Regions from separate parts of the Homo sapiens genome. Here regions 2, 3, 4, 5, 6 and 7 are each linked to region 1. A link is a contact called in ENCODE Hi-C or POLR2A ChIA-PET data. All regions are on one chromosome and are shown on one strand. The core of a region is the stretch at or near the end of the contact, and the rest is flanking DNA. Distances in the headings are between cores, read along the strand shown.

Region 1 (3,530 bases), core at 451-2,950:
GCCTAGGGAGCAGGGACACTGGCCACAGACCTCTGGGGCTGGCTGCTCCCAGCACCAGCCCACAGACCACAATAAGACACCAGATCCATGGGGGATCTGACTGTCCCAAGCCCTTCAGAGCAGCCTTCCTCCCTGGGCCAGGCTGGGCCAGGGGCACCCCCACTCCAAGTCCCCTTGGCCTATGCAAAGAGGAACAGCTGGGAAAACAGCTCCCGGCCTCACTGCAAGGCCAACTGTTACTGCCTTGGTGGGGAGTGTAAACATGATGTGTGACCGAGCTGGTAACTGGGAGACACAAACAGCTTCGTGGCCAGCGACAGAGGAGCATGTAGTGGTCTGCGTTGGTTCCTGGACCCTTCACATCCACTGCCAACCAAGTTCAGCCCACGAGTGAACTCCTGCTGCTTCTCTGGGAAGGTAGGAGTGGATGAAGTTGAAAAGCAGCCCATTGGAGGCTCTAGTTACTCCAGCCCAGGCGTCTTGCTGAGCCCCAAGAGGTCTCCAAATGAGAGGAAGAGGTCCTCACAATCCCAAGATCAAGATGCCCCCAGAGAGCTTCCCTGGGGGGAAGAGGTGTTCCCCCAAACACTCCTTCCTCCCAAGTTTTAACAAGCGGGTGCAGGGGCACGGCTCCTCAAATCCAAGCCCAATCCCTCTTCCTCTTCAGAATGTTAAGGCTCAGACAACTTCAGTGACTTCTAACACAGCTTTCCTCCCTCCCCTATGGAAGGAAAGAACTGTTACTGCCTGGTAAATAATCTGAGAGGGTAATGGAATCCAGAGCAGCACCTCCATGGTCCAAAGCACCCCAGTAACCATGACGTTCCCTCCAGAGTCGTTAAGAAGTTCAATAAAGGCTGAGATCAGTGTAAACCCCCAACGCCACACACGTCAAATACAGGAAACAGAAACCCCTCCTCACCAATCGGCATCACAGTCCTCCCAAAATACGCCCCTAAAACCCACTAGGGCCTGTCCCGCCCCGTCCCAGTCCCTTAAAGATCACAAACATCACAGTCCTCTGATTTGGGTTCCCCTACGTTCTAAGCAGGGCTCCCCCAACGCCGTGGTGATATAACCCAGCCACAGTTGGGGAAGCATCCTCCCCAGAAGCCCCCACCCCTGTAAATACAGCACAGCAACGGCTTCCACAGCGCCAAAAAGGTACAGCCCTCTACACTTGATGCGGCGCGCCCCCTCGATAGCTTAGCCCGCGCACGCCAGGCTCGATCTGCCCGCCGCGCCCGAAAGGTCCAGCCCCCGGCCCGCGCACGCTGCGGCCTGCGCTCCCCGTCCCGCAAACTTGCAGCGCTCCCCCCACCGCCTCAGTGGTATGGCCCGCCGCCACCGCCCCGGCCCCCCGAGGCTGGTCCCACCGCCCCCGCTCGGCCACCCCCACTCAGCTCCTGAAGGAGGGGCTCGAGGGCCGCGGTCCCCCCGCCGGGCACGGGTGGTACAGCCCATCGCGGCACCGCGGGGGGCCCGGACGCGACCATCGTGGGGGGGGCGTTCGGGGACACGCGCTGGCGCACTCACCTGTCACCGGCAGCCGCCCAGCCTCTCCGGCGGGGCTCTACCCCCGCCCATCGCCACGCTGCGCTGGTTCCCTTTCCTTGTGTTTCCCGGCAGCGGCAACGGCGCCGGCAGCGGCAGCGGCGGCGGCGACGCCTCCTCCGAGGCAGGCCCAACGGCTAGCACGGCGCGGCCCCCCCCGCCCCCTCCCCCCAGCCCCCGCTTACCGCCCCCTCCCACCCTCTGGACGGAAATACCGCCCTCTCGCGCCACAAACAGGAAGTGACGTACAAAGAGCCAGAGACGAACTCTGAGAGAGCGAGAGCGCAAGAGCAGGGCAGAGAAGGAGGCGGGCTCACAGCAGGGCGCCTGCGCACATTAGACAACTTTGGGCCTGTGTGGGTTAGAGATGGGCCTCGCTAGGCCGTGGGGCGGAAAGGCGAGATGGGGCTACGCAGGCGCACTAGGACTCCGACGTCTGCTTTCCCTAGGGCCTAGCCGTAGTGATTATTTCCCGGCAGCCCCTAGTCCGTATTTACATACGCTTTGATCTTGTTTTACTCAGTTCTGGGTTCTGACGCTCTTAAAGGACCCCGGAGCGGGAGTTAGTTAGGAGGGGTTTCCTTTTCAGTGTGCTCGTCATGGTTGAGCTCAGGCTCTGAAGCCACACAACCCCAGACTTGAATTTCCTCCTTTCTGGTGACTGTGGGCAGAAGGCTTGACCGTTTTCTGTGCCTCAGTATCCACATCTGCTAAATGGAAACAATCATCGCTGTGTCGCTGGCTTTTGAACCATTTTAATGTAAACAAAACGGTTTTTACCAATTAGTTCATTACTGCAAGATATTAATGCCACCTGCTCTCATCGTACATATTCCAGTGAATCTGGGATATAACATTTTATAATGCAACTTGGGCCCATAAAGGCCTTAAAATCACCCTGCGGCCGGGCGCGGTGGCTCACTCCTGTAATCCTAGCACTTGGGGAGGCCAAGGCAGACGGATCATGAGGTCAGGAGTTCGAGACAGCCTGGCCAACATAGTGAAACCCCGTCTCTACTCAAAATACAAAAAAAAAAAAAAAAGCCGGGCATGTCGGTGTGTGCCTGTAATCCCAACTACTTGGGAGGCTTGAGGCAGGAGAATCGCGTGAACCCGGGAGGCAGAGGTTTCAGTGAGCCGAGATCATGCCATTGCACTCCGGCCCGGGCGACAGTGCAAGTCTCCGTCTCAAAAAAAAAAAAAAAAAAGAAAAGAAAGAAAAAAGAAAAAAAATGACCCTGCAAGAAAAGAGCTTTGCACAGATCCTAATCCGTATATTAGCTAGTATACTGGACAGCTGTGAGACATCTGGCTCCCAGCCCCTCCTCTCTCATAGGGGATTGTGCTGCCTCCTGAATTTGGGTTCCAGTATGCCATATAACTTGGCAATTGTATGCATTGGTAAGTGAGAAAAATGCCTGACTGAGAGTTGAATCCTGGGTCCACCTCAGTCTGTGAGAGTGTTTCAGGCAAATCCTGCTGAGGGTTCGGCTTTCGTTTTCTGAGACGTAAACCTAATGCTGGAACTAGCCCTTTCTTATTTGGTTTCTAGCTTGGAACTTGCTGCTTGGTATTCCTAATTCCCGGTCTTCCCCATCAGTCGGTGTTAATAACTCTGACCAATGCCTCCCCCTTCACAGCCCTAACCATTTTCATCTATTACTGTCTGGTGACAGGTCTGTTTCCCCCACTGCACAGGAAACACAGTAAAGGAAGAGACCAAGACTGTCTCAGAGATCAGTGTGTATCCAACATTGCCCAGAGTGGGCTCTTGCAGAATGTTTGTTTCAAGCATTAGCCCTTCTGCCCTAATCTAGACTCAAGGTTACTGTGACCAACCCTCTTCACTCCTGTCCACACTGAACAGCTCACAGGCCATTCCCCTACGTCTAAGTCTCCCCTGGGCCAACTTGAATCCTAGCCCCTCCTAGGGCACTTAATTATGACACACTGAGATCTCACTGAAACCACCCATG
Region 2 (3,530 bases), core at 738-3,237, 2.0 Mb before region 1:
CTGAATATATATTCATATGTCTACTTGTTTACTTGGCACAGGCCTCCAATGCCTTTCCTTCTCTCTCTCTTTTTTTTCTTTTCTTGAGGCGTTGTTTCGCTCGTTGCCTAGGCTGGAGTGCAATGGCGCAATCTTGGCTCACTGCAACCTCCGCATCCTGGGTTCAAGCGATTCTCCTGCCTCAGCCGCCCGAGTAGCTGGAATTACAGGTGCGCGCCACCACGCCCGGCTAATTTTTTTTTTTTTTTTTTTTGAGATGGAGTCTCACTCTGTCACCCAGGCTGGAGTGCAGTGGTGAAATCTCGGCCCACTGCACCCTCCACCTCCCAGGTTCAAGCAATTCTTCTGCTTCAGCCTCCTGAGTAGCTGGGACTACAGGCGCACACCACCACGCCCAGCTAAATTTTCTATTTTTAGTAGAGATGGGGTCTCACCATGTTGGCCAGGCTGGTCTCGAACTCCTGACCTCGTGATCCTCCCACCTCGGCCTCCCAAAATCCTGGGATTATAGGTGTGAACCACTGCGCCCAACCTAATTTTTTTGCATTTTTAGTAGAGATGGGGTTTCATCATGTTGGCCAGGCTGGTTGGCTGGGCACCGTGACTCATGCCTGTGATCCCAGCACTTTGGGAGGCCAAGGCAGGTGGATCACCCTCTTTTTTTTTTTTTTTTTTTTTTTTTGAGGCGAAGTCTTGCTCTGTCGCCCAGGCTGGTGCAATCTCGCCTCAGTGCAACCTCTGCCTCCTGGGTTCAAGTGATTCTCAAGCCTCAGACTCCCAAGTAGCCGGGATTACAGGTGCTCGCCACCACACCCGGCTAATTTTGTGTACTTTTATTAGAGATAGGATTTTGCTGTTACCCAAGCTGGTCTCCAACTCCTGGCCCCAAGTGATTCGCCCACCTCGACCTCCCAAAGTGCTGAGATTATAGGTGTAGGCCAGCACGCCCAGCCTGCCCTCTCACTACAAATCTCCTTCTCCTGGGTAACTTTTCATGATCAGAATTATCCTCTTCCATGCCGGGTGCGGTGGCTCACGCCTGTAATCCCAGCACTTTGGGAGGCCTAGGCGGGCGGATCACCTGAGGTCGGGAGTTTGAGACCAGCTTGACCAACATGGAGAAACCCCGTCTATACCACCCCGGGCGTGGTGGCCTGCGCCTGTAATCCCAGCTACTTGGGAGGCTGAGGCAGGAGAATCGCTTGAACCCGGGAGGCGGAGGTTGCGGTGACCTGAGATCGCGCCATTGCACTCCAGCCTTGGCAACAAGAACAAAACTAGGTCTCAAAAAAAAAAAAAAAAGAAAAAGAAGTATCCTCTTCCAGGAAGCTTCACTGACACCCCTAGGCTGGGTCATGTGCCTCCTCAGGGCTCCCACAACATCTCCATCCCAACACAGGGCCTGACACATGGGAGTTGAGACAAGTTAGGTTGAATGAATAAATGAAACACACAGCACACTCACGGAGATGAAGAGACAGGAAAAGGGGGCCAACAGCACAATACAGGTTCGCTTCTTAAATGAGCGGTAGGCATGGCCCTCTGCGCTCCCGGGGGGCCACGAAGCTGTCCTAAGGGTGTGGGCGACAGCAGGCGGGTACTGGGGAGCCACGGAAGGGTGGGGAGCAGGGAAGGGCGGATCGCTAACTGCAAATGAATGAAAGTTGCATTTCTCTGCATATCGCACGCTATCCAGTCCCAAGTTGTTTTCTTCTAAAGGAATTTCCTAAAGAATCGCCCCCCAAGGGGCCTCCTACCCGAACCTGGCATCCCAGCGCTGTGCACACCTCAGGGTTCCAGATCCTTGATCTCGTGACCTCTGACCTGCAGTGACCTCGCCAACCGACGCGGCCGCCCCGCCACGCCCCCGCCCGCCCGATCTCCTCCGCCGGCCACGTACGCCACTTACGCAGCCGGGGCGTCCCCGCAGCCGCCGCCGCCAAGCCTGCCGGGTGCATCCTTCGCCGCCGCCACCTAAGCCGCGGTTCGGAGCGTGCCCGCCCGGCTCCCGTACCCACGCCCCGCCGGCGAAGAGACAGCCAATGGACGTCAGGATTGAGGGAAGGCCTCGCCCCCACCCCCCCGACCCCTCCAGCCCCCCCCTTCACGGAGGCCTGGACGACTGGGCGGTGCCTTACGTAAGAGGCGGAGACTGGGCTACTGGGCTCATGCAGTAAAGCGAGTCAAGGCCTGAGTGGCAGGAGGGCGAGGCCGGGACCAATCCCAGGAGGAGGCGGTGTCTGCCACGACAGAAAATGAGTGTCTGCCCCTTGCCGGGGCTCACGCCCCTAACTCCAGCACTTTGGGAGGCCGAGGCGGGAGGATTGCTTCAGCCCAGGGATTCGAGACTAGCCTGAGCAACATAGTGACCCTCGCCCCGCCCCATCCCTACAATTTTTTTTTTTTTTAATTTAGCCAGGCTCAGTGGCTTAACGCCTGTAATCTCAGCACTTTGGAAGGCTGAGGATCGCTTGAGCCCAGGAGTTCGAGACCAGCCTGGGCAACAGCGAGATCTCCATCGCTACAAAACATTTTTTAAAATGTAAATATCGAGCGAAAAGGTCGATGGGAAATGCAGTTCTCTGCAGACAGCCGTTCAGTTTGGGTCATTGAGAGCACTGGAGAGCCAGAAAAGGCTGTGGAGCAAGGAAAAGAGAAACATTTGTGTTCCTGAGGGGCTAATTGGAGTTGTAGGGGCTTATACAATTTTTGACATCCCTTAGGTATTAAAGTAAATATTTATTTATTTTGAGACAGGGTCTTCCTCTGTTTTCCAGGCTGCCTCGGACCCCCTGAGCTCAAGTGATCCTCCTGCCTCAGCCTCCCCAGTAACTGGCACCACAGGCATGCACCACCATGCCCAGCTAATTTTTAAATTTTTTGTCAAAACAGGATCTTGCTATGTTGCCCAGGCTGGTCTCGAATTCCTGGGCTCAAGCCATCCTCCTGCTTCAGCCTCCTAAAGCATTAGGATTACAGACATGAGCCACAGTGCCCGGCCTTAAAGTGAATATTTAGAGTGAGAAAAGGAAACCCAACAAGTTAGGTGAGAAGAACCAGGTGTCTCTCTTGGAATAGATCTTAAGGCAGTTTCCCAGAAATTCATAAAAATGTTCTCACATTGCAACCTGGTTCCCTCTGTCCACCAAAAGCATTCTACAACCCCCAGCAACTCACAGCACACAGGCGCACCTGCAAGTGAAGAGCCCTGCCCACCTAGCGTCCTTAGTCTCTCCTCTCTCTGACTCTCAGTCTCCCCCCTTCTCTCCCTCTCAGACTCCCCGACTTATCTCAGGAAAACATAGTGGTGGAAGTTACTTCTGCGCAGCGATAGCGCATCCGGAAGGATGTCAGCAAGTGACCCTATCGCTGTGGCTTCCTCTTCCTCCTCTGAGACGTTGTCTTTTTGGAGACCTTAAGGGCTGCTCCTGGTTTCTCAGTGATGAGTGCTGGCTCCACTGTGGTTCCTTTTTGTGAGCGAAATGCCCGCATTCTTCTTCACCTCTGATTTAGCCTCTGTCCCCTGGGCT
Region 3 (3,530 bases), core at 449-2,948, 2.0 Mb after region 1:
ATTCCCAATTCCCATTATTCAAATGGTGGCAAACCTTGGTGCCATTCTTAGAGGATAGTGACCCCTTTGAGTAACTGATGAACCAAATCCATTTTTTTGTTTTTTTTTTTGAGACACAGTTTCGCTCTCGTTGCCCAGCTGGAGTGCAGTGGCACGATCTCGACTCACTGCAACCTCCGCCTGCTGGGTTCAAGCGATTCTCCTGCCTCAGCCTCCCGAGAAGCTGGGATTACAGGCGCCCGCCACCACGCCCAGCTAATTTTTTATATTTTTAGTAGAGACAGGGTTCCACCAGTTGGCCAGGCTGGTCTCGAACTCCTGACCGCAGGTGATCCGCCCACCTCAGCCTCCCAAAGTGCTGGGATTACAGGCGTGAGCCACCGCGCCCGGCCACCAAATCCATTTTGAGGGGCCAGTGACAAGTTCTTTCAGAGGGAGATAACCCTACATCACTTTTTTTTTTCAGAGCCAATGACACCATACCTTAGAACAATTATTAAAAAAGTATAACCTTAGATCCATATTCTGTAGGAAACTGTGACCTACCCTGCTCCATTCCATTTTTGTTAAAGGAGACACACCAAGCCATGTATTTTAAAACATGGACTATGGACTTGGTTTGAAGGATATGCTGACTCCCAATGTCTTTATATCTAAAAGGCAGTAACTATTAATTCTCACCATTGGCAGTACAGCTCAACAAGATTTAGGGTGGGTAATGATGCCAGGTCTTGGTTTTAATAGGGAAGATGATCTGAGTACCAGGTTTGGAAAGCCTGGCCCTATTCTTTGGGGACAAAACACAGTAACCTCAAAGCCCTGCTTCTAAGTGATATTCGCTCCAAATCCCCATCTTCTGAAGGACAGGGAATGCAGATCCCTCTTTTTCGGGGTTGGTCTTATTCTTGTTCTCTTAGGAGACAATAACCCTAGATCCCCATTTGCAAGCGACTGTGACCTCTGATCCAATATTATAATGAATAGCAACATCAGATACCTGTTCTTAAGGCTCAAGGACCCAAGACCTCAATAATGGAAGAACAGAGACTTGTAACCCGTTTCTTTAAGTGTTAGTAATTCTGATCCACGAGTAATTCTGATCTCCAAGAGATGGTAACCCCAAGACTCCTTTTCCTGGGAGGAAGAGGGCTCGGATCCCCGGTATGGGGAGGCACAGTGACCTCGAGCTCCTATCTAAGCACATGAAAGAATCTGATGGATGTCTGAGGAGCTTTGGGAACCCTAATCACCACCCTACACGGGCGCCACTAGTACTCACGGCCCAGCTTCACCCCGGGCGGCGGGAAGCTAGTGCCTGCGCCGGGGCCTCCGCTGCCTCCTCCGCCGCTGCCGCCGGGTCCACCCCCGGAGCTCGAGGCCCCGACGCCCCCACCCATGGCCCCGACAGATGCCTTTCCGCCGCCGGTGCCGCCTGGGCCGGAGGCCGAGCCTCCGGGGCCGCCGCCGCCTCCTCCGCCTCCGCCGCCGGGCTCCGCGAACGAGCTAGTCCGCGCCCTGCCCGAGCCCCCAGGGCCGCCTCCCGAAGGCCCGCCGCCGCTCATGGCGCCGAGCACAGGCCCAGGCTGCGGGGCTCGGGCTGCCCGGGCTGCCCCAGCCGCCGCCGCTGCCGCCGCCTCCCCCGGGCCCTGGCCTCTTCCAGGCCGCGCCGCTCTGGCTTGGGCTCCGGCTCCGGCCCAGCGCCCGCCGCGGGGCACGCCGGGAGATGCAGTCCGGCTGTCGTCCGCGCCGCCGTCACCGCCCTCGGCCCGCACAGAGAGCCGCGTGGCACGCCGGGAAATGAAGTCCACAAAAGCCTCAGAGTAGACCGCGGGAATGATGGGCGGGAATGACGGGTCACGCTGTACGTCGGGAAATGGAGTCCAGGGTAATCTGTCAGCCGACTGTACGACGGGGAGCCCTGAAGCACTTTAGGAAGCAGAGAGCCTGATGCACGCTGGGAAACGGAGTCCACTCACTCAGTCTATTAGCTGTGTATGCCTCCCAGAGCTCGGTGCGCTCTGGGAAATTGAGTCGGCCCGCGTGAACCTGCGGGTCTCGGGCCGTGAGGCAAGCCGGGAAATGGAGTCGTCGCCACGCCCTCACCGCATTGCAGGTGTAAAGCGATTTTTAAAGCACGCCGGGAAATGGAGTCTCAGGTGGTTTTTAAGCCCCAGGTGGATACTGCAGTTCCGGAGATGGGCGAGGAAATGGAGTAGGTTTACGCGCTCCTCTTTCCAGGTACGCTGGGCCGCAGTCCCTGCCGGGAAGTGTAGTCAGCACCAAGGCCTCAGTGCAGTTGCCACAGCGAGCCCTGGTGTGTTCTGGGAAATGGAGTTCGACGTATCCTCCCCATTGACTGAGGGGGCGGGATCGCCCATGAGCTCCAAGCATGCTGGGGAATAGTCCAGACCTGACCCTCTGTGAGGCCAGTCTGCGGAGGCTTGCCGGGAAGCGAAGTCCAATGGCCACCATCAGGGGCGTGTGAACGAAAGGTTAGAGACTGCGGCAGTTCCCTGGAGAGACTTAAAAGTGTTTCAGCGCCTCCTTCCTCGCCCCCAGGTCCTTCTTTAAGAAAGAGCCGAGGTCGATCAAGGACTGCTGGAAAATGGATCCAAGCACCTTTAAGTTCCAGGTGACCATAGATCAGGAAAGAAAAAATGTCCCCTCTCTAACCGCAACTCTGCAAAGATTCGGGAAACAAAGTTCCCGGCGGTTTCTCAGAACACTAACTAGTCTTCGGATACAGTCTAGCTTTTCCTAGCAATGTGGTTCGCACCAGGAAGCTGAATGGAGCATTAAAAAGACGGAAATGTCATTTCTGGGCCTGGCGCTGTGGCTCAGGCTGGGCGCCAGTAGCTCACGCCTGTAATCCTAGCACTTTGGGAGGCCGAGGCTGGCGGATCATCCGAGGTCAGGAGTTCGAGACCAGCCTGGCCAACATAGCGAAACCCCCGTCTCTACTAAAAGTACAAAAATTAGCCGGGTGTGGTGGCGGGCGCCTGTAATACCAGCTACTCAGGAGGCTGAAGCAGGAGAATCGCTTGAACCCGGGAGGCATAGGTTGCAGTGAGCCGAGATCGCGCCACTGCACTCCAGTCTGGGCGAAAAGAGTGAGACTCCGTCTCAAAAAAAAAAAAATCCTGTCTTGAACCACCATTCAGTTTTCAGTTTTTGGTTTGTTTTGAGACAGGGTCTCGCTCTGCCGCCCAGGCTGGCGGGCAGTGGCGCAATCACAGGTCACTGCAGCCTCTAACTCCCAGGCTCAAGCAATCCCCCCACCTAAGCCTCCCATGTAGGTGGGACTACAGGCGTGCACCATCACGCCCAGCTAATTTGGTTTGGTTTGTTTTTTGGGGTGGTGGGGGGTAGCGGGGTGGGCTTCGCCATGTTGCCCAGGCTGGTCTCCAATTCCTGGGCTCAAGCGATTCTACCTCAGCCTCCAACGTGCTGGTATTTCAGGCTTGAGCCACGGCACCGGGCCTCCCACTCTTGTGTTTTGCATCCTCCGCTTCCTAAATTACAAGATCCCG
Region 4 (3,530 bases), core at 559-3,058, 1.7 Mb after region 1:
TTGTGGCTGGCAAAGTGAACGATTTCACATAAAAATACCAACTTCAGGCTTCTCATAGAAGTCTCAGGGATGGGGTCTACATGCTCTGGTGACGGTGATCAGCTGAAGCCAAGTCGTGCCTGTGCTTCAGGCACTCCCTCCACCCCAGCCCATCAAGCACATAACTTGCAGGCCCCTGAAGAGCCTGGCCTTCAGGTCTACCTAACTGTCCAATCCCAACTCCCTGACCCCACTCCAAACCTTGATTTTCCCCTGGGGGGAATTTCCCCTGGCATTTTGTTTTCCCAGTGGTCCTTGGTACTACTAGTCTGGGAACCACATGAAACATACTCCTCGGCTTCCCTCTCTAAGTTCCAAGTTCTTTCTGGTCACACCCCAGAAAGCAGGAAAAGAAACGGGAACAGATCTAGGCCAGTGTAAGGTGGCCACCTGGTGTCCAGTGTGGGCACCTGCAGCTGATGTTGGCCGCAGAGAGCGGCAAGGGGAGGAGAGAGAGGGGAGGAGTCATGTGGTTTGAAAAGGAGTAGGTTTAAGGCACAGCAGCCAGGTGGATCCTGGGTTTGAGGAATAGCAATTTGAGGGGGCTGAGACTCGATGGAAGGATCGGTTGTGTCTGAGATTTTAAGGGATCAGGTTTGGGGGATCTAGTGTACATCTAGGCTTGGGCGGACTTGGGTTTTGAAGGACTTGGATTTGGGGTCTGAGGTCTGTCTGCATTCCAAAAGACCAAGATTTGAGGGACCAAGGATTCATCTGGGCAGGGGGTTTCTCACCAAAGAGCACAAGCTTGGACTCCAAGGTGCGCAGATAGAGAATGTAACAGGCGCCGAAAAAGACAGCCAGAGCCACCAGCAACATAGGGGACGTCACCCTGGAGGAGGAGTGCAGGGAGGCAGCGGTTAGACAGCTGGGGCTGGGCCAGCCCGACGGCCCTGGCCTTCTCCACCGGCGGGCGGCAAGCTACATCCTGGAGACCAGGGAGGGCCAGGTGACATTTAGTCACACTGCATCCTGGCCAGGGTGATGGTGGGGTAGGGGACCTGGCCCTTTGGTGACAAGGTAGTCTAGCAGAGCCAATCCTTGGGGGCGGGGCCTGGGCGGTGAGAAGAGGGCCCTGGGCGGTGAGAGGAGGGACCGGGCGGTGAAGGGCGGGGCCTGAGCGGCGAGAGGAGGGGTCCAGCCGGTCGGGGCTAGTGCGGGTGCGGGGCCCGGGAGGCACTCACACACAGTACAGGATGAGGCCCAGGAACACGAACACATAGTTGCTCTGGTAGTACTCCACGTTGCGTACGAGGCGCTGGCACAGCTCTCCCAGGTTGCGGGGCCGTGAGAAGCGCTGCTGGTCCACGAAGGTGCTCCAGGGCCGGATGGTCGCGCGGCGCCGCTCCAGCCACTCCCGGCCTGCACCGGAGGGAATCAGCTTCGGCAGCAGGGTCCTGCGGGGGGTGGGGCCGGGTCAGTGGTGGACCGGGATGGAGCCCCAGACCCCCGCAAAAGAAGGGGACTAAGGGTGCCTGGACTCCCTCCCGGGACCCCAGATTCCTGTACAGCAGGCAGGGAGGGGACTAGGGGCCCAGACTCCAGGGTCCCATTAGAGGAGACCGGGGCCAACACTTCTGCGGCTCGGGGCTGGGACTCCAGGCTCTCGAGGGAGGAGGGAGGAGGGGGCCGGGGGCCCGGACTCCCGGGTCTCTGGTCCGAGGGCCTAGAGCCAGCTCGCTCACGTGCCGCTCAGCCCTTCCGCCTCGGCATCTTTCTGCTGGTCCTTCTGCGCTGCCATGTCTGCGTCGTGAGGGGTAGAGCTGCTGTAACCAGCCCGGTACCCTGAAGACCCCGCCGGCCCCGCCCGACGCCGGCCCCACCCAGCGGAGTCGACGTGGCGCAGCCCCGGAGCAGCTGGGGACTGTAGTTCTGCCGCCGAGTATTGTGGGAGTTGTAGTCCTGACGGTGACTAAGAGGATGGGCGCTATGATGGCGGTCTGACTCGCAAAACACCTTGGGAGATATAATCCCAGAAAGTGACGGCGCGCGCCTCTGGGTATTATAGGAGTTGTAGTTTCAGGAGGGTGCATGTGGGCTGTCAGGAGCGAGGGCGTTATGGGAACTCTAACGGCAGAAGCGGGCGTTGTGTACTCTCCCAGGGAAGGCACAATGGGGACCGTGCAGAGCTGTCCTTCTGACTCTAGAGGGCATAAAAAAACACCTGGAGGGCTTGCTAAAACAGATTCCTGGGCCCTAGCCCAGATGTTTTCATTCAGCAAGTCTGGGGTGGAGCCCATAATTTCCATTTCTGAGTTCCCAGGTGATGCTGATGCCCCTGGTCCATGGACTACATTTTGAGTAGAAAGATTTAGATAATTTGTGGGAATTGATTCCTTCCTCAAGAGATTGAGGCTAGTGAGGGGGCCATGGTTGCTGGAGGGGTATCTGAGGTTGCCCCCTGCCCCACCTTGTGGAGTCCCAAAGATGAATGAGTTGGGGCTAGGGACACCTCCGACCCCGCCACACACACCTTTGGAGAGAAGGGAGTGAAGTTGGGAAAGACAAAAGGTTGAGAAGTTTTGTGGGCTTTTTTGAAATGGAGTCTCGCTCTTGTTGCCCAGGCTGGAGTGCAATGGCGCAATCTCGGCTCACTGCAACCTCTGCCTCCTGGGTTCAAGCGATTCTCCTGCCTCAGCCTCCAGAGTAGCTGGGATTACAGGCGCCCGCCACCACGCCCAGCTAATTTTTGTATTTTTTTAGTAGAGACGGGGTTTCACCATGTTGGCCAGGCTGGTCTCGTACTCCTGACCTCGTGATCTTCCTGTCTCAGCCTCTCAAAGTGCTGGGATTACAGGCGTGAGCCATTGTGCCTGGCCCACAGGGCTGGAATTCTAATTGAATTCTAATGGGGTGAACCAGAACAGGGCCTCAAGAAATGTGTGTGGAAGTATAGGGAAGCCTGGGCTCCCTTAAGCAGACTGGGATCCTAATTTTCCAAAGCAGCTGGGTGGGGCTGGAAGGAAAATATCTATATGGGATAACCAGGTGACCTTTTTTTTTTTGAAAATTTTTTTAAGTAGATAAGGGATTTTGCTGTGTTGGCCCAGTAGGTCTCAAACTCCTGGACTCAAGCGATCCTTCTGCCTGGCCTTCCCAAGTATTGGGATTACAGGTGTGAGCCACCATGCCCAGGTTCAAGTGACTTTTTTTTTTTTTTGAGACGGAGTCTCACTCTGTCGCCAGGGCTGGAGTGCAGTGGCACAATCTTGGCTCACTGCAACCTCCACCTCCTCCTGGGTTCAAGCGATTCTCCTGCCTCAGCCTCCCGAGTAGCTGGGATTACAGGCGCCCGCCACTATGCCCAGCTAATTTTTTGTATTTTTAGTAAAGATGGGGTTTCACCATGTTGGCCAGGCTGGTCTCGAACTCCTGACTTTGTGATTTGCCCGCCTCGGCCTCCCAAAGTGCTGGGATTACAGGTGTGAGCCACTGCGCCTGGCCCCAAGTGACTCTTTTAGGCCCAGCTCTTGTCTTCCAAGATCTACAGC
Region 5 (3,530 bases), core at 353-2,852, 1.4 Mb before region 1:
CTCCCGGATGGAAAGTCTTTTAGAAAGACCAGAGACTCCAACCCATACCATTAAGAACCGACTGCTCCTTCCTAAGAGAAGTATCTTACACCCACCGACAAAAGCCTCTGGTCATCAGGAGAAAGATTAACTCTCTTCCGCCTCTCCTGGGCTCTGGGGCCGGCCCCCTGTCTGAGAATCACTGGGCAGAAGTGCGTGGAAGGTGGGTAGAATTGGATTCTATTTCAGGAGCGATCCACGCGAACCACAGGGTGAGGCACTCCCGCCAGGTTAGCAGCTCCCACAAATGGGAGTTCTAACTCCAGCCCTGCCCCTCACTAGCTGTGCCACCTACAGTAATTCACCTCATCTCATCTCTCTCCTGGCCCATTTCCTCCTTTGTAAATCGGGAATCCCAGTATCTCCCCCAACCTCAGGAAGCGTTAAGGATTTTCAATTAAGATGTCTTTAAAATGTGTGGGACAAGGCCAAGATTAAAACGCTAGCAACTCGTAACCCCTAAACCCTGGAAAACCCTGCAAATAGGCGGCCCTGTAAGACTTCAAGATTTTGGAAAGAGTGGGGACTGGGCCCCACTCCAAAAGCAACGACTGGTGTTTTCGGAGGGACTGATTACAGGGGGTCGAAATGCTTCCAACATGGCCAGGAAATAGTTTGGTTTATCAAATCCTCGGTACCCAGTGAATCCCCGGAAACTGTAAGCAAACTTGTGATGGTTTCAAGGCTTCGCTCAACTCCTAAAAGGCTAAAAGTGCATTTCACAAGTCCTCTTCCCATTTTCAATGCCTACAAAAATGAGAGCATCTAGGCTCAAACACATCCATTTCTGTATAGACACAAGGCTGGGCCTTAGAGATTAAGCTGCCATCAGACGGAATTCCCCACTCTAGAGAACAAGGCCGCCGCCCACCCGTTCCCGCTCACCAGGCGCTCCCCTAACCGCCCACGAGGCCGGGCGGGAACACTGCGCCTGCGCATGGAGCCAGCGAAGAAAATGATAAAGGGGAAAAAAACCGGCCGGGCCGCGTGCCCGGCCCCCACACGCCAGCCCGCGGCGCCTGCGCACTGGGCCATTCGCCTCACGAGCTACTTCCTCTGCGCTCCCCCACACCCCGCTCCGGACCCCGCGCACGCGCAGGCGCCTGTCCTCGCGCAAACCCCGCCGTTTGCCCAACGGCCGCCCCTCCCCCACACCGTCAACGACGCGATGGCCTGGGCGCGTGCGCAGAGGCCCCCCTCAAAAAATAAAATGCCCTCAAGCTGGGAAATTGTCCCCCAGTTCCCGGCCTTCCCAGCGCCTAGGGCCCTGGCCTCACCCCACCGCCGCCGCCGCCCGCCGCCCCGGCTCCTCCACCGCCACCGCCGCCGCCTCCGTGCTGGTCGCCGGCGTTGTCAGTCTTGAGCCGCTTAGGGGCCCGGCCGCCCTCACTGCCGCCGCCGTAGTAGCGGCCACCGCCGCCTCCGCCGCCCGCCGCCGCCATCTTCACCATCGCTCCCGACCGCCTCCGCTGCTCGTCCGGCTGCTGCCTCTGCTCCAGCCGCCGACGCCGCTTCTCCGCCCGGGGCAGCAGCCTCCGCGACATGGCGGCGCAGAACCCGCCTCCCCCCGCCTCTCATTGGGGGAGGGACACGCCCGTCACCCGCCGCCCCCACCCGATAGGGGGAGCCACTGGTCCCGCCGCGGGGGGAGGGTAGGCCGCCACACGCCTTGCGCGCTTATTGGACATTGCCCACGCCGTTCTGCAGGAGGGCCCGCCCTTGTTTGTCTGAGACACTCCTTATAGGTGGTCGCTTTCTGCCAGTCTTTCCGTCGACCCCGCCGCCTTAAAATAAAATCCAATTTGATAGGTCGGATTTCTGGCGCTGCTGGCCTCCCTAAAAGCACCTGATAGGAACGGCGCTCTAAACCTCCCAAGAATCTCCGCCTCCCTCCCACTTTCATTGGTCTCCTCGCTAATCCGTCAGCACCAGTCACAATGACGACCTTCCCGCGCCACTTCGCAAGGAGACAAGGAAGCCCCGCCCTTTTTTGGTCTCTCTCCAGTGGTGGTTACAGATGCCCATTCTTCTGCGTCTCCACTGATTGGTCAATGGAGAGTGGAGCGCACCCTCTCACCAGATGGTAGGACTGTTGATACGCTCTGATTGGATGAAATGGGGAGCCCCGCCCCAGGGTAGGCGCTCTTTGGTGCAGTATACGAAACGAGCGAAGGCGAGAACGCATGCGCAAATACGCTTTCAGGCACCGCCCAGAGGCGGGGCCCCCTTATGGAGCGACCGCTGTGTGTGCGCCGGAAGGCTAGACCAAGATTGACAGGAACTCCCAGGGTATCTCTGTCGCCATCACTATACCGTGTTCATTTCTACCTCTAGGAGGAATTGTTAAAATCCCAAATCTGAGCCTTTTCCTCAGTAGAAAACCACTCGCTGCTGCCGACTGTCTTCGGACCCTGTCCAGTTCTAAATTCAGCCGCAACCCCTTTCAGTTTCCCTTGGGAGAAGGCTCTTCCGCGCACTCTCCATGTGTGCCCATGCAGTCCCTTCCACCTGCAATAGTCCACTACCCCTCCTGCAGGAGCTAAGGGCCAAGTCATCTTGTCCGTGCGATCTAAATTAACAGGTCCCTGCCATCCCAGACCCCCAGGATTCCCTTCAAAGCCATAACTCGGGCCAGTGGTTTTCACCTGACAGCTCGACCCCTCTGAGCACCACAGGAGGTCCTGGCCCCGACCCTGGAGAGGGTGGCCACCTACCAAGCGCCCAGTACAGCACCTGGCACAGTGCAAGCCCCCTGCACAGGGGAGGCGTTCTTGTGATCTGTGCCTGCGTCGGGCCTTTCTTCCTCAAGGGCGGGGTAAGACCACCCGCACTGCACCAAGAGAATGTCGGAGGGTATCTCCAGACTCCGGCGAAGCCCAACTGGCGGAGCCTGGGGGGTGGAGAGGAGCGCGCCCCAGTTATCACGCGCAGGCAGCGGGGTCAAACGGGGATTAACCCGGGATCCCGTCCTACGGCATTTAACATTATGGGGCTGCCCGCGCAGGGTGTGGGGGGGAACACCTTAGCGAAGCTATTGGCAAGTGACGATATCGCCAAAGGGGGGAAAAGAAATAAAAGCGAAGCTAGCGTCGTGAGAAACGCGGCGGACGCCCCAAAAGTGCTCCAGGACCTTTCTGCCCGGCTGATGGGGGATTTCGAGTTGAGGTCCGGGTGGAAACTAAGTTTGAAATGGAGGCCGTGTGTGGTGGCTCACACCTGTAATCCCAGCACTTGGGGAGGCCAAGGCGGAAGGCTCGCTTGAGCCCCGGATTTCGAGGTTGCAGTGAGCCGTGATCGCGCCCCTGCACTCCAGCGTGGGCGACGGAGCGAGACCCTATCAGAAAAAATGGGGTTTATGGCAATACAAGAGGGGACAGGCCTGGTGGCTCTGCCGGTGAGGGGAAATAAAGTTAGGGGAGGGGGCCTTGCTGGGGACCTCGGTCAGCTCCCCCGGACACCAGGAAGATCCGACCACGCCAACGGAACAGAGA
Region 6 (3,530 bases), core at 314-2,813, 1.2 Mb before region 1:
GCAGAGGAGAAGCACCAAACATTTAAGAGTATCTCTGAAGGGGTGGAATTACCACGCATTCAAACAGCCCTTCCACCAATGTTTACTGAGCATCTACATGCCAACAGTGCTGGGGCACTGGGAATGCAGCAGTGAACAAAGACAGAAATCCATGTTGTCATGGGGCTGACATTCCAGCAGAGGAGACAACCAACAAGCAATAACTACAATTAGGAGTGAGAAATAAGAACAAAGCAGACAGAGTTTGGTAGTATGTGAGAGGGATGTTTGCTGCTTTCCTTAGGGTGAGCGAGGGAATTAGTTCACAGAGAAAGTGACATCTGTGTAAAGCCCTGAAAAAAGGGAGGGAGAGATAAGGATACCTGGGGGAAGAGTATGTTCCAGGCAGAGGAACAACCAGTGCAAAGACTGTGAGGTGAGAGCGCACCTGACAAGAGTTCAGGAACAGCATGAAGGCTGGAGTCCAGTGAATAAGATCCAGGAGGAGAGATGTCTGGCCGGGCGCAGTGGCTCACGCCTGCAATCCCAGCACTTTGGGAGGCCGAGGCAGGAGTATAGTTTGAGCCCAGGAGTTCGAGACCAGCCTGGCCAACACAACAAAACTCTCTCTTTAAAAATAAAAGAAAAAGGCCAGCTTGGTGGCTCACACGTGTAATCCCAGCACTCTGGGAGGCCGAGGCGGATAGATCACCTGAGGTCAGGAGTTCGACCTGGCCAACATGGTGAAACGCTGTCTCTACTAAAAATACAAAAAATTAGCTGGGTGTGGTGGTGGACGCCTGTAATTCCAGCTACTCAGGAGGCTGAGGCAGGAGAATCTCTTGAACCCGGGAGGCGGAGGTTGCAGTGAGCTGAGATCGCGCCATTGCACTCCAGCCTGGGCAACAAGAGCGAAACTCTATCTCAAGACAAATAAATAAGTAAAAATAAAATTTAAAAAAATTTTTAAAGAAGATGTCTGCTGTTTGTTTTCAATATTTTGACCAATTACTTCGTAAAAACTTATTTAAAAATTGAAGAGCAAACAGTCTCAGGTTCCCGGGCTCAGACAGACCAGCGTTCAAAACTCATTACCTTCTTTCTATGATGCTAAGCCAGCTATTTCACCCTCTGAACCTCTGTTTCTTTATCTGTAAAATGGGTATTAATGATATTATACCACAGGGTTGTATATGCAGCGAGAAAATGCAAGTAAAACACTTATCCCGGTGCCTGCCTCCTAGTAAGTGCTTAAGAACTGTTTCTGCCCATTAACTCATTACTTTCTCCCAGCCCCTAACTCCTTCTGGGGGGGAAGTTAGAAAATCGGTATCACACGAAAACAGTCATTTCCCCTTTAAGGACCTCAGTGGGCCGGGAGCCAGCCTTCCCGCACCTTTTCCAAAATTTCCAATCCCCGCTTGGCATTTTCTGCCCGAAGGTCTCCGATTGGACGCTCTGTACCAATCGGAGGCTGGAGCGGGCCCTGAGAGGCGCCCGACTCCGCCCCCGCACTGGCCCTGCCCACTGCCCGGTCAGCCTCGTTGCTATGGGGACTGGTGGGCGGTGAGGGGGGAAAGCCCCGGATGTTCGTTGGGGATTCAACATGGCGGCGGGAGTGTCCGCGGTGGTGGCGGTGCAAGAGAGCTGAGGGAGGCGCGAGGGCGCGGAGTTCCAGGTCGAGCAGTTAGGCCGCGAGCGACTGCGGCGCCGAGCCGGTAGGATAAGGGGTCCGGCCAGGGGCTTGCGGTGGGCCGGGCGCTGGCGGCGGGACGGCGTTTCCGCGAGGAGGGGGGCGGGGCCGCCGGGGTCAAAGGTCACTGGTGGAGGGAAGGGTCGCGTCCGAGGGGTCGGGGGTTAACGCAGACTGGAGGGAGTTGTAGTGGAGGTCGGAGATCAAACCAGCGAAGGGGGCGTGGCGAAGGGGAGTGCAAAGTTTGAAATTCGAAGTGGGGGCGCGTTCGAGGGGTTCTGGGCGAGTCTCAAAAAAGGCAGGGTCAAAGTTAATAATTTGAGGGAAGGCTGCCCCCACGAGGGTCAGAGGTCACAGCCCCAGGGGCGCCAGGTTGGAGGTTTAAAGCTGCCCCTAGCGGAGCAGATGAATGAGTTTTAGGTTCGGGGGCGTCTTTTAGGGGTTCAAAGCTGGGGCGTGCCTAGAAGGTACAAAGGTGAGAATCTGACAGCGGGGCAGCTGTTTCCCAGAGTCAAAAATTAAAACCCAAGGAGGGCGTATTGCGGGGGACGGGGGGGGGGGGGGGGGCCGGGTCAGAGATGCTTCCTGGTGACAGGAGAAGGGGGAACCCTCCCACAAATAATAATGGCAAACACTCATGAAACACTATGGGCTAGACCCTCTTTTTAACGCTTTACTTGTATGAGCTTATTCAGTCCTCACTATAGTCTTAGGGGGTCTTAACCTGGTATTAAGAGGTTAAGTGATTTGCACAAGGTCACCCGATGCATAAGTTGTGCGCTGGGATTCTAACTCCGGAGTTCTGGCCCAGAGCCCTGCTCTGGCCGACCGCCTCTCAAATCATCATAATGTCGGTTAATGTTTAATGAGGGCTCACACTGTGCTCCACGCCCTGTGTGCCCGGTCGTATTTCACTCCTGCTGCAATCTTGTGAAGTGAGTGCTCAAGATGAACCTACTTTACAGACGGGAAAAATGAGGCTCAGAAGCTTCTGCTGAAGGCAGAGTTAGAATCGAAGCTGGGCCTGGGTGATTCCAGGGCTCCTGCCCCTGGTCGCCACATTGTCCGCTGCCAGCCATTAGGTCTCTCCTGGAAGCAGGGGGCTGGGCAGGGCTGGGCCACTCCCTGGGCGGATCGGATTGTCTGCTTGGTTTCCTTGGAAGGGTGTGATCTGGCAGGGAAGATTCCTGTGAGCCTATGGGAGTAGGGTGTTTGTAGGTGGTCTGGAGTCCGAGCAAGGGAGTCCGACGGGCTTCTGACTGGGGAGAGTGTCCCTGGGTGGTACCCTGGGCAGAGCGGGGTGTTCACTGTTCTTAAAACCCTAAGCTCTCACTGTGGTCCTTAGTCACTCCCACCTCACTTCTTATGGCTCTGCCCATTTCTCCCCAGCCCCTTTACTGTTCTCCAACTCCAGGCCCATGCCTCCCGCCCGGTCTTTGACCTTCCTGTTCCTTCTGCTGGGAATCCTTTCCCCACCCTGCCCTCTCTCACTGACGGGTCGCTCACTCTCAGCTGGCCCGGGACCACCCTGGCTCGCCTTGCTGCAGGCTCTTTTTCTCTCATCTGACCAGCCCTTACCTCCCTCCTTACCTTAATTATTAGGGTGCATGGTGGAATTGCTCTGTGGGGTTCCTTGCCTCGGTCCCCACTGAAGCCCTGCCTGGCCTGCAGAGGATGTGACATTGCTGGGGGTTGACTGTTGGGCACTGTGCCGGGTGCTGGGAGTGTGGCAGGGGACGAGATCCACAGAGCCCCTAGCCTCAGAGGGCACTCAGTTCCCTGGTGGGAGCAGAGTGGAACCAGCCCCCAAGCCAGTGACACAAGACTGCGTCTCTGCAAACGGTGATGTGGCTTGCGA
Region 7 (3,530 bases), core at 760-3,259, 1.2 Mb after region 1:
AACTGGGTGGGCAGCACCAGTGTTTACTGGGATGGGAAGGCTTGGGAGTGAGCAGATGTTTTTAGGGGAGAAATCAGGGTTTGGCTTTAGCCATGTTAGGTTTGAGATGCCAGTTAGACTCTGAGTGGAGCTGGTGGGTGGCAAACTGCCTATGTGAGCTGGAGTCCTTGAGAAGGGTACAGCCTGGAGATGGAGCTGCAAGAGACATCAAGGCTGGCACTGGAAGCCACAGTGCTGCCTGGGAATGGCAAGGACAGGACCTGGGCTCTGGTGGGCCAGGGTCTCCACAGGGTCTTGCAGACCAGGGATTCTCACCGATTTTTCTCATGCACCTTGTACATCTCCCTTTGGAGCAAGTAATCCCTCAGAGCCTCCACATCGTAGAAATAGTTGGTCAGGAACTGGAGTATTGTCCTTTTCTTCTTCTGATTGCCCTCTGGGGCCACTGCCGCACCCAGGCGATGGATGCCCCTGATACGCCCATTCCACATGGGGGCGACCAGGCGCAGGGACTGGGGAGGGGGAGAGGAAAGGAGCTGAGCCTGGAGCCTCCTGGGAGACACAGAGCTGGATCCCCCAGTTCTTGCTCCATGAACCTCAATCCCTCTGCTTCCCAACTCACCCTAAGTTCTTCCTTCAAAACTTCAAAACTGTCTTTGAGATTCCAAAAATTTCCCCATGTTTTTTCCAAGTTCCTCCTCCCCTTAGTGAACCCTAAATTTTCTCGACTAGCCATATATTGTTGATTTTCCTAAATTCTTCCTCTAACTTTCCCCCAAACCCTTATCACTCAAAACCTGCATTATTTGACCTCTTAATTTTCCACAGATTTGCCCCTTAATTACCCAATTCTTCTGCTGGGGTCTTCCCAAATGACTTCTTTCTTTCCCCAGAATATAATCTTAAAAACTTATCTCCAAACCTCAAGGAGAGGGTGCTCTGAGCAATCCCTAAAACCAACCAAGCTTGTCCAACCCGCCGCCTGCATGCAGCCCAACACAAACATGCAAACTTTCTTAAAACATTAGGAGGATATTTTTGTGATTTTTTTTTTTTTTTTTTTGGCTCATCAGTTATGGTTAGTGTATTTTATGTGTGGCCCAAGACAATTCTTCTTCTTCGAACAGCGTGGCCCAGGGAAGCCAAAAGATTGGACACCCCTGAACCGAGAAGGGTATAAAAAGCATGAGCTTTGAAGAGGAGAGTAAGAAAGTCGAGGGGTGTGGCCAATGGGAAGAAGCCCCCAAACTCTTCAATTTTGCTTTCAAGGTCTCCTCTTAATCTACCCCAATTTCTCTTTGCTTTAACCAAATTCTTTTTTTTTTTCAAATTATCTCGATAATTTTACCCAAACCCTTATTTTCCTCAAAAGTTTAAAGCTGCCAACCTCTTTAATTTTCCCTAAATTCATTCCTTGATTTTAAATCCTCTGAAAGAATATCTCAAATTCTCCTCTTAATTTCACCCAGATCATGCCCTTAGAACCTCCAAATTGACCTCTTGGTTCCCCCACCCATCATGCTTTTGAGTTTTCTGTAAAAATTCGTCAATCTCCCACTAACTTTCCTTACATTCATCCTTCGGTCTTCTAAGACCAAATCCCACATCCTCGAACAATCCCTTCCAAGCTCTCTTATCCTACAGGCCCCACCCTTGCCTGTCCATTAGCTCCTTGTGTCATCCCTCCCTCTGATTGGTTAGTCGCGTCGCTCTTCGGCAGCCACTCCCTCATCCCCATTGGATACTCTCAGCCAAGTCCCTGCCTCCTCTCGCTCGCTAAAGCGTCTCCTCCGCCTGCGACCCTCACAGATCCTTCCTGGCCCCCACTAGCCACAGGTTTGCACTCCCAGTACGGGGCTTGCCAGGCTTAGCCTGCTGCCTCACGGCTTTCTGCTCTCGTGGCCGCCAACAGAGGCCCTGAATGCGGAGGCTGTAGAGCGGACTTCAAATTTGGGGCTCTAGGAACTCCGGTCACTTACCGCCCAGGGAGCCGCCATCTTGCTAAGGTTTCGTAACCGGAAGGGGCCGGTCTTATCCCACGCTCCTGGTTCAGCGCGAACTTATTCTCCTGTGGCCACGCCCCGCGTTTTCTAACCGTCCTCTTAAAGGTGCACGCACTTTTTACTCTTAAAGGGTTTAGGGATTGCTCACAGCGCCCTCTCCCTGAGCTTCAAAACGAGACACAGGTCGGGCTCACGCACCTGTGAACCCAGCACTTTGTGGAGGCCGAGGCGAAAGCATCGCTTGAAGCCAGGAGTTCGAGACCAGCCTGGGCAACATAGGGGAGCCTTTATCTCCACAAAGAAATAGGGCAACCTTATATCCACAAAAAATAAAATGTTAGCCGGGCGTGGTGGTGCACGCCTGTGGTCCCAGCTACTCACGAGGCTGAGGCGGGGGGATCACTTGAGCCGGGGAGGTCGAAGTTGCAGTGAGCTGTGATTGCGCCACTGCACTCCAGCCTGGGTGACAGAGCGAGACGCTGTCTCTTAAAACAAAAAATTGAAAAACAAAACAAACCCCAGGACTCCACAATCTTTCCCTAGGAGAAGATGGGGTGTTCTTCCCGGCAGAGTACCTTTCTTTCCTGACTGCAATTGCAGTCTCCCCAAGCTTTCTTATTCTTCCAGCTTCCACTCACTACCTCCTAAAAACAGGGAATGAGGGGGCTGAAAAGCTGACCACGTCATTTTTAAAAATTAGGGTCAGGTAAGAGAGTGGGTGAAGAGGTTAGATGTCAAGGTTAGAGACTGAGGTGAGATCTCAAGACCAGTTTGGAGTTGAAAGCTAGATCGCAGCATGAAGAGCCATTGTGAAGTCTTGTGGATAGAATTATTCATTCATTAGTTCCAAGAATATTTACTGAGCACCTACCACGTGATGGCAGGCACTGTTCTAGATGCCGAGGTTACCATGGTGAGCAGGACAGACCCAGTCCCTCTCTCAGGAAGTCAACATTCTGGGCTGGGAGAGGATGGATGTGGGAGAGGATGAATAAGAAACAAAGGAATCAGCAAGGCAATTTTGATGAGAAGCAGATAAAAAAAAGTGACTGGGTGTAGGGCCATCAGCAAAGGCCTCTCTGAAGAGGTGACATTGAAGTAGAAGTGAATGATAAGGAAAGAGCCATTCAAAGATCTAGGGGAAAAGCGCTGCAGGGAGAGGTAGCCTCTAGAGCAGAGAGGCCTTGAGGTGGGAACCAGCTTGCAGACAGAGATAGGAGACTGGGTTGAGAGGTGGGCAGGGGCTGACGGTGCAGGCCTGGTAGGGTTTTATTCTATTCACAGTGGGAAGAAGGGAGTGTCAAAATCGGATTTACATTTTGTAAAGATTATTTCTGCCAGGTGGAGAATGTACCTTAGAGCAGCGGTCCCTAACCGTTTTGTTACCAGGGACTGGTTTCGTGGAGGACAATTTTTCCATAGACTGGGGGTCGGGGGTGGGGTGGGGATGGTTTTGGGATGAAACTGTTCCACCTGAGATCATCAGGCATTAGATTCTCATAAGGAGCAGGCAACCTAGATCCCCCG

The links. Hi-C counts contacts between places; a loop is a spot of excess contacts on that map. ChIA-PET counts read pairs that join two places held with the same protein, here RNA polymerase II (POLR2A). Pooled maps may share reads with other maps.
Region 2: a loop to region 1 is called in a pooled map, with 8 times the contacts of the local background. The contact joins the promoter of YIF1B here to the promoter of AKT2 in region 1. A Hi-C loop is called at or near these places in 1 of 50 pooled maps. POLR2A ChIA-PET finds 5 or more read pairs at or near these places in 2 of 52 experiments (HEK293 and activated CD8-positive, alpha-beta memory T cell).
Region 3: a loop to region 1 is called in a pooled map, with 16 times the contacts of the local background. The contact joins the promoter of GSK3A here to the promoter of AKT2 in region 1. A Hi-C loop is called at or near these places in 6 of 50 pooled maps.
Region 4: a pooled map shows a loop between it and region 1 (19-fold over the local background). The contact joins the promoter of RABAC1 here to the promoter of AKT2 in region 1. A Hi-C loop is called at or near these places in 1 of 37 single-sample maps with no recorded cell type and 7 of 50 pooled maps. POLR2A ChIA-PET finds 5 or more read pairs at or near these places in 1 of 52 experiments (OCI-LY7).
Region 5: a loop to region 1 is called in a map of naive thymus-derived CD4-positive, alpha-beta T cell, with 14 times the contacts of the local background. The contact joins the promoter of HNRNPL here to the promoter of AKT2 in region 1. A Hi-C loop is called at or near these places in 2 of 168 maps with a recorded cell type or tissue (Right ventricle myocardium inferior and naive thymus-derived CD4-positive, alpha-beta T cell) and 7 of 50 pooled maps.
Region 6: a loop to region 1 is called in a map of naive thymus-derived CD4-positive, alpha-beta T cell, with 6 times the contacts of the local background. The contact joins the promoter of PAK4 here to the promoter of AKT2 in region 1. A Hi-C loop is called at or near these places in 1 of 168 maps with a recorded cell type or tissue (naive thymus-derived CD4-positive, alpha-beta T cell) and 7 of 50 pooled maps.
Region 7: a loop to region 1 is called in a pooled map, with 17 times the contacts of the local background. The contact joins the promoter of DMAC2 here to the promoter of AKT2 in region 1. A Hi-C loop is called at or near these places in 7 of 50 pooled maps. POLR2A ChIA-PET finds 5 or more read pairs at or near these places in 2 of 52 experiments (activated T-cell and naive thymus-derived CD8-positive, alpha-beta T cell).

The regions. Positions count from the first base shown.
Region 1 is chr19:40,283,645-40,287,174 of GRCh38, forward strand. It overlaps AKT2 (AKT serine/threonine kinase 2), which reads right to left and starts at 1,701. Exons shown (of 14, transcript NM_001626.6): 1 at 1,537-1,701. RefSeq lists enhancers at 726-865, 2,022-2,853 and a silencer at 1,236-1,735.
Region 2 is chr19:38,313,960-38,317,489 of GRCh38, forward strand. YIF1B (Yip1 interacting factor homolog B, membrane trafficking protein) reads right to left here and starts at 1,988. Exons shown (of 8, transcript NM_001039672.3): 1 at 1,901-1,988. The coding sequence starts at 1,958. RefSeq lists a silencer at 1,823-2,312.
Region 3 is chr19:42,240,904-42,244,433 of GRCh38, forward strand. GSK3A (glycogen synthase kinase 3 alpha) reads right to left here and starts at 1,699. Exons shown (of 11, transcript NM_019884.3): 1 at 1,280-1,699. The coding sequence starts at 1,562. RefSeq lists silencers at 1,241-1,520, 1,551-1,760 and enhancers at 2,051-2,260, 2,190-2,984, 2,321-2,370, 2,985-3,530, 3,381-3,440.
Region 4 is chr19:41,957,513-41,961,042 of GRCh38, forward strand. RABAC1 (Rab acceptor 1) reads right to left here and starts at 1,809. Exons shown (of 5, transcript NM_006423.3): 1 at 1,725-1,809; 2 at 1,224-1,436; 3 at 774-871. The coding sequence starts at 1,780. RefSeq lists silencers at 1,017-1,086, 1,537-1,786 and an enhancer at 1,897-2,186.
Region 5 is chr19:38,848,384-38,851,913 of GRCh38, forward strand. HNRNPL (heterogeneous nuclear ribonucleoprotein L) reads right to left here and starts at 1,603. Exons shown (of 13, transcript NM_001533.3): 1 at 1,317-1,603. The coding sequence starts at 1,583. RefSeq lists enhancers at 1-802, 641-730, 803-1,740, 1,891-1,980, 2,311-2,380 and silencers at 931-1,470, 1,481-1,740, 3,461-3,530.
Region 6 is chr19:39,124,223-39,127,752 of GRCh38, forward strand. PAK4 (p21 (RAC1) activated kinase 4) reads left to right here and starts at 1,564. Exons shown (of 10, transcript NM_005884.5): 1 at 1,564-1,697.
Region 7 is chr19:41,437,903-41,441,432 of GRCh38, forward strand. DMAC2 (distal membrane arm assembly component 2) reads right to left here and starts at 2,010. Exons shown (of 6, transcript NM_018035.3): 1 at 1,980-2,010; 2 at 316-512. The coding sequence starts at 1,997. RefSeq lists an enhancer at 1,745-1,914.